Linked DNA regions of Homo sapiens: region 1 is linked to region 2. The links are chromatin contacts, found by Hi-C or POLR2A ChIA-PET in ENCODE. All regions are on one chromosome and are shown on one strand. Each heading gives the region's core, a stretch centred on a gene start or an enhancer-like site at or near the end of the contact. The rest is flanking DNA. Distances are from core to core; before and after follow the strand shown.

Region 1 (3,000 bases), core at 2-2,501, 79 kb after region 2:
CTTCCACCTTGCTCACTCCCCAGTGTCCACATAACCTCATTCTTCTTAAACGCAGGACAAGATCTCAGAACCTGCTGAATGGTGGGTGTGAAAGGAACTCTTAACATTGTAGCCCTTCAGCCCTCCGCTGGCACTGGGCAGCTACCCAACAGGAAGCAGGAGTGGGGCTGGGCCAGCCCAGGACTGAAGCAGACTGAAGCAGGGTAGAGGGACGGAATGAGCTGTAACACAAACGAGCTGAAACATGCGCTCCCCTGCCACCTCCGTTTGCCATGCTGTGGGCGGTGGGAAGGAGACAGAGTTGTAACGGTCCTTGGGGGCTCAGACCTCAGAACTCCCTGGGCAACAGCTGGGGCTCTGTGGTTGCTGGTATCTCCAAGTTTTTGGGCGCTGCTGTGTCACCCTCACCCAGACGCCGGCTCCCAAGGTGGAAGACAATCATGGCACAACTGGACCAGCTGCGGGGCTTAATGCAGAGCTGCAGTGGGCATGGAATCCGGGCCAGAAGCAGTCTGCTGGGTCAAGTGGGCAGAGAGGGCCCAGCAATGAGCCTAGAGGCGAGCGAGGCCCAGGCAGGCGCGCCACAGGCCACAGAGATGCTGGACAGCATAGCGGCACTGAATGGATCCTGTGTCATTTCTGGAGGCTTGTCTGGGATCTGTGCAAGGGTAAGAGTGGACCTCTTACACTTTCATTTCTGAGGCTTCTTGCCTTCACATTTTTTTTCCAAAAACGGATGAAGCACTGGGCCTCTGTCAGCCAGTTAAGAGCGAATGGCACAGCTGCAAAGGACAGGCTTGCTGGGGAAGATTTTGTCAAGCCTCTGCCATCACCCTCGGGTACTGGGAATGTTGGCTTTGTTTCAATCCAGTCTCCCTTCACAGAGGTCTAGCCAATGCATAGGATCGGAATAAGGTCCTCGGGCAACTGAAGGCATCTGGCTGAGGCTACACCTCAGTGTTACCTGAAGGCTCCTGGACTGGCCCCAATCCCCAACAGCCCGTTCGGGTGTCAGTCAAGACCTCCAGTCTTTCCTATAGCATTTTCTTTCTCTCTTCCTGGCTCCTATCTCTTCTTCATACACAACGTTAAGGGTGTTGCTGCAAACCACAGTGATAATATTATTGAGTGGAATGAGCATTTTGCTTAGTCATCAGCAGTGTAATTCAGAACAACTTGGTTTTTGTCTGTTCTTAGAAGCAAGAAGGATGCAATGACTGAGAGTTTTCTTTCCCCTGTTGAAGGAATCCATTTGCATTGGGCAAGAGGTTATTTCCCTCAGGCAACTTCCCCTACCTGCGTTTAAGTTGTTTCCGCCCCCGCAATCATGTCAGGAGTCAGCACAGTCCTATGACTACAGGGAGCTTTGCTATGTAAGAGACTGATTTTTTTCCCTCTTGGGAGGCAACTTATTAGGCCAGGCCTCCCCTTCCTTTCTTAGTGTGACTGTGAGGGATGTCTCAGGAAAGCCTTTAATCTGATATTTTTCCCAACCCCTTAGTTATAGTTGAGGGGACCTTTTGTTTACCCATGCCTTTTAAATCATGCCTGAAAGCCCAACTCCTCTGCTAGGCAGGGCTATTTTAGCTGGTACGGGACCCATCATCCTTATGGCTCCAGGACAGACTCTTTGTCTCACCCTAGTGCAGACCAATATTAATTAACCCAGAAGTCTGGGCAACTGAAAGGAAAATTGGTGCAGCCACAACTGCCATACTGGTCTAGGTCCACCTTAAGGATCCCACCTCCTTCTCTAACCAGAGACAATATCCCCTAAAACCAGAAGTTAGGAAAGGGCTAGAAGCCATCACTGATAACTCAAGGATGCAGGGCTTCCTTAAACCCTGCAACAGCCCTTGTAATACTCTGATATTGGATGTACAAAAACCCAACAAAGGAAGGAGACTGGTCCAAGACCTCTGCCTCATTAATGAGGCTGTGGTTCCAATCCATATGGTGGTTCCCAATCCCTATACCCTACTAACTCAAATACTTGAGGGAACTAAATGGTTCACAGTCCTGAACCTAAAAGACATCTTTTTCTGCATACCATTACACCCCAACTGCCAGTATTTATTTGCATTCAAAGATCCATCCAACCAGACCACAAAGCTAACCTGGATGGTGTTACCGCAGGGATTCTAAGACAGCCCCCAGCTGTTTGGGCAGTTCCTTTATCCTCAGGTGAAAGTTTTACAATATGTAGATGACATTCTCCTTTGCGTTCCAATTGAGGAAGTCTCAGGAGGACAGTAAGGCTTGTCTTAATTTTCTGGCTAACAGAGGATATAAGGTCTCAAAATCTAAGGCTCAGCTCTGTCAGACTTCAGTGAAGTACCTAGGTCTAGTCTTGTCAGAGGGGACCAGGGAACTAGGTGAAGAAAGAATTAAGTCCATCTCCTCTTTTCCTCTCCCCAAAACCCTCAAGCAACTGAGAGGATTCTTGGGGATTACAGGACTATGGATACCTGGGTATGGTGAAATAGTTTGTCCCTTATATCACATAATAAAGGAGACTCAGGCAACTAAGACTCACTCCCTAATTTGGGAACCAGAGGCTAAAAGGACCTTTGACCAACTGAAACAAGCCTTGCTTGAGGCACCAGCCCTTAGTCTTCCCATAGGGAAGACATTCAATCTTTATGTATCAGAAAGGAAAGGAATGGCCCAGGGAGTTCCAACTCAGGCCCAAGGTCCAGCCCAGAAACCTGTAGGTTACCTAAGCAAGGAGCTGAATTTGGTAGCTAAAGGATGGCCAGCCTGCCTCCGGGCAGTCACAGCAGTAACCTTGTCAGTACCAGAGGCCACTAAGGTGACCATGGGGTATAACGTAACCATTTATACTCCACATAATGTGGCAGGACTGCTGTTCTCTAAGGGGAGGCTCTGGGTAGTGGATGACCATCTCCTCAAATATTAAGCTGTGCTATTAGAGAGATCTGCAGTTAAGAATCTGTCCTTCCCTAAACCCAGCAACTTTCCTCCCAGAGAAAGCTGGGG
Region 2 (2,772 bases), core at 1-2,500:
CAAGACCCCTTCTCTATATAAAATAAAAATTAAAAAAATTAGCATGGTGGAGCATGCCTGTAGTCCTAGCTACGTAGCTACTTGGGAAGCAGAGACAGGAGGATCCCCTAGCTACTTGGGAGGCAGAGACAGGAGGATCCCCTGAGACCAGGAGTTTGAGGCTGCAGTGAGATATGATTGCACCACTGTACTCCAGACTGGGTGACAAGAGCGAGACCCTATCTTAAAAAAAAAAAATACTCCAAAACATAATGGCCTAAAATAACAACCATTTGTTTTCTCTCGTTTCTGTGGACCATGAATTCAGACAGCATGGTGGGTATGGCTTGTCTCTGCTCCATGATGTCTGGGGTCTCAGCTGGAGTGGTTGAAGGTTGGGGACTGGAATCACCTGAGGCCTTTTTACCCATATTTGTATCTGGACTGAGCCTGGAATTTGATTGCTTCAAAATATTTTCACGGCTGGGTGTGATGGCTCACGCCTGTAATCCCAGCACTTTGAGAGGCTGAGTCTGGCCGTCTGCTTGAGCCCAGGAGTCAGCAACCAGCCTAGGCAACATAGGGAGACCTAGTCTCTACAAAAAAAAAAAAATACAACAATTTGCTGGGCGTGGTCGCCTGCGCCTGTAATCCCAGCACTTTGGGAGGCCGAGGAGGGAGGCTCACTTGAGTCCAGGAGTTCAAGACCAGTCTGGCCAACATGGTGAAACCCCGTCTCCACAAAAAATACAAAAATTATCTGGTTGTGGAGGCTTTCGCCTGTAGTCTCAGCTACTGGGATGGCTGGGGAGGGAGGATCGCTTGAGCCCTGATGGTCGAGATTACAGTGAGCTGTGGTCACGTCACTGCACTCCAGCTTGGGTGACAGAGTGAGACCTTGTCTCAAAAAAAAAAAAAAAAATCCTAAAATATTTTCATGAGTTTGTGCTGGGTAGGCCTAAGGGAAACATGCTCAGTAAATCGAAAAATCTCGGATTACACATAAACCACCGGCCCCGGCAGGTTAGACTTGGTGGACACGGGAGCCAGCAGCGTGTCAGGTGCTCGTTGACCCCAGCGCCAGTGTCTCCATCCACGTCCTTCACTCGTCAACCTTTCCTGGCCCAGGCTGCGGTGTCCCAGCGCCAGGCTCCGCCCCGCCCTTGGCTGCCGGCCAATCGCCGCCGACTGAGAGGCGACTATTGGAGGAAGCGGGATGGGCGGTGCCCGCGCCGGGCCGCTAGGGGTGCGGGGTTGGGGAGGAGGCCGCTAGTCTACGCCTGTGGAGCCGATACTCAGCCCTCTGCGACCATGGCTGTGCTGGCGGCACTTCTGCGCAGCGGCGCCCGCAGCCGCAGCCCCCTGCTCCGGAGGCTGGTGCAGGTGAGCGGGGTTCGTCCCCACAGCACTCAGACCCGGGATGCGAGGAGTCCCCGCCTCGGAAGCTTCCAGCCCGCGGCCGTTGCGGCTCCCGCGGCCCGGGCGCGCGGCTTAGGCCCCAGGACAGTCACGCGACGGGTTCTGGTCCAAAAACCGCCTAAGTGCTCCGATAACACCCAGGGACTCGCCTATTTTTACAGCGCGTTTCTACTTCCAAGGTCTCGGCGTAATCATCTTAATGAGCGTTACTGGTGTGTCAAACAAGGGCACGTGTCTGGGCGGGCAGGACCGCCAGGATTGGCGCTGGCCCGGCCTGAGCGGTGGGATCGGGGAGAGTCTCTTTGCAGGCCTGTGCAGCTGCTCCCGAGATTTTCTTTAAAACATATTTGTGTGCGTTATTGTCAGGAGAGGTTCCTTTTCTTTTTTAATACAATAGATAATCATTGGGCATACAAGGGGAGAGGGCACCATGTGATCATAACAGATGTTTTTTGGAGCAGCCTGAAATTTATCAGGGAAAACAAATGACTACTCAGATAATACAATAAATTATACTTGACATATGAGCAAAGCTCACATACTGAGGGCGTTCCAAGGGCTGTCGCTCTTCTGACCGTTGTGTTTAGGGAACACAGCAGGGGCAGAGTCTCAAAGAATTTATTCTCCACATGCGTAAGCAAGGGAGTACGCACCACAGATTGTCAGGCAAAGCCTCAGGAATAGGTAGAGACCTTCAGGGTGTGGTTGGTGAAGCTTGAGTTTTCTAGGTCGATGGGGGCAATAAGCTTGGAGATCCAGTTATGTTGTGAGTATGGACTTGACCCTAGTTAAGTAGGGATTGTTGATATGTTTGTTTTTGTTGCAATGGTAGGTCACTCTAGTTCTTACGTCTGGGCGTAGAATAACATTACTTGCACAAGGGTGCTGGCGGTAGGAGCTTTGCAAGAGATTGTAAAAGAACCAGTCTAGGACTTGACAATTAGGGAGTGAGGGTGCGAAGCCAAGGGAAAAGAAAGAGTCTAAAATTGATCCTGGGTGACTGAGATAATAGAAAAGTCACAAGGCGTAGGTTTCCAGGGAAGATGAGTTTTTAGCCTATTTGTTAGTCTCATGGGATGAGTGAAGAAATCACAAGAAAGTAATTAGGTTATCTTGGGTTTCAGTCAGTATTGACTAGGTGACATAGGTGAACTAGGTACTCTAGAGATGTAAAAAAAAAAAGTTCAGAACCTTCTTAATTTATGGTTTAATTAAGATCTTACAATCAGGTTGGTTGAGGTGGCTTATGCCAGTAATCCCAGCACTTTGGGAGGCCGGGGTGGGTAGATCATTTGAGGTCAAGAGTTCAAGACCAGCCTGGCCAACGTGGTGAAGCCCCACCTCTATTAAAAATACACACACACACAAAAATTA

The links. A loop is a pair of places that touch in the nucleus more often than their neighbours do. ChIA-PET counts read pairs that join two places held with the same protein, here RNA polymerase II (POLR2A). Pooled maps may share reads with other maps.
Region 1: a pooled map shows a loop between it and region 2 (2.8-fold over the local background). The contact joins the enhancer-like site here to the promoter of ACAT1 in region 2. A Hi-C loop is called at or near these places in 1 of 168 maps with a recorded cell type or tissue (endothelial cell of hepatic sinusoid) and 10 of 50 pooled maps. POLR2A ChIA-PET finds 5 or more read pairs at or near these places in 12 of 52 experiments (A673, B cell, CD4-positive, alpha-beta T cell and 8 more).

The regions. Positions count from the first base shown.
Region 1 is chr11:108,198,845-108,201,844 of GRCh38, forward strand. The region is part of intron 1 of NPAT (nuclear protein, coactivator of histone transcription); the gene reads right to left. Among named protein-coding and RNA genes, the nearest start is that of NPAT, 22 kb to the right of the region's middle. Within about 2 kb of position 1,252, at least 5 of the 41 ENCODE cell types and tissues checked have a DNase peak (open chromatin) inside an H3K27ac peak, as active enhancers do; they include GM12878, where a contact is called at or near this core.
Region 2 is chr11:108,120,317-108,123,088 of GRCh38, forward strand. It overlaps ACAT1 (acetyl-CoA acetyltransferase 1), which reads left to right and starts at 1,251. Exons shown (of 12, transcript NM_000019.4): 1 at 1,251-1,362. The coding sequence starts at 1,291. RefSeq lists silencers at 913-1,451, 1,053-1,462.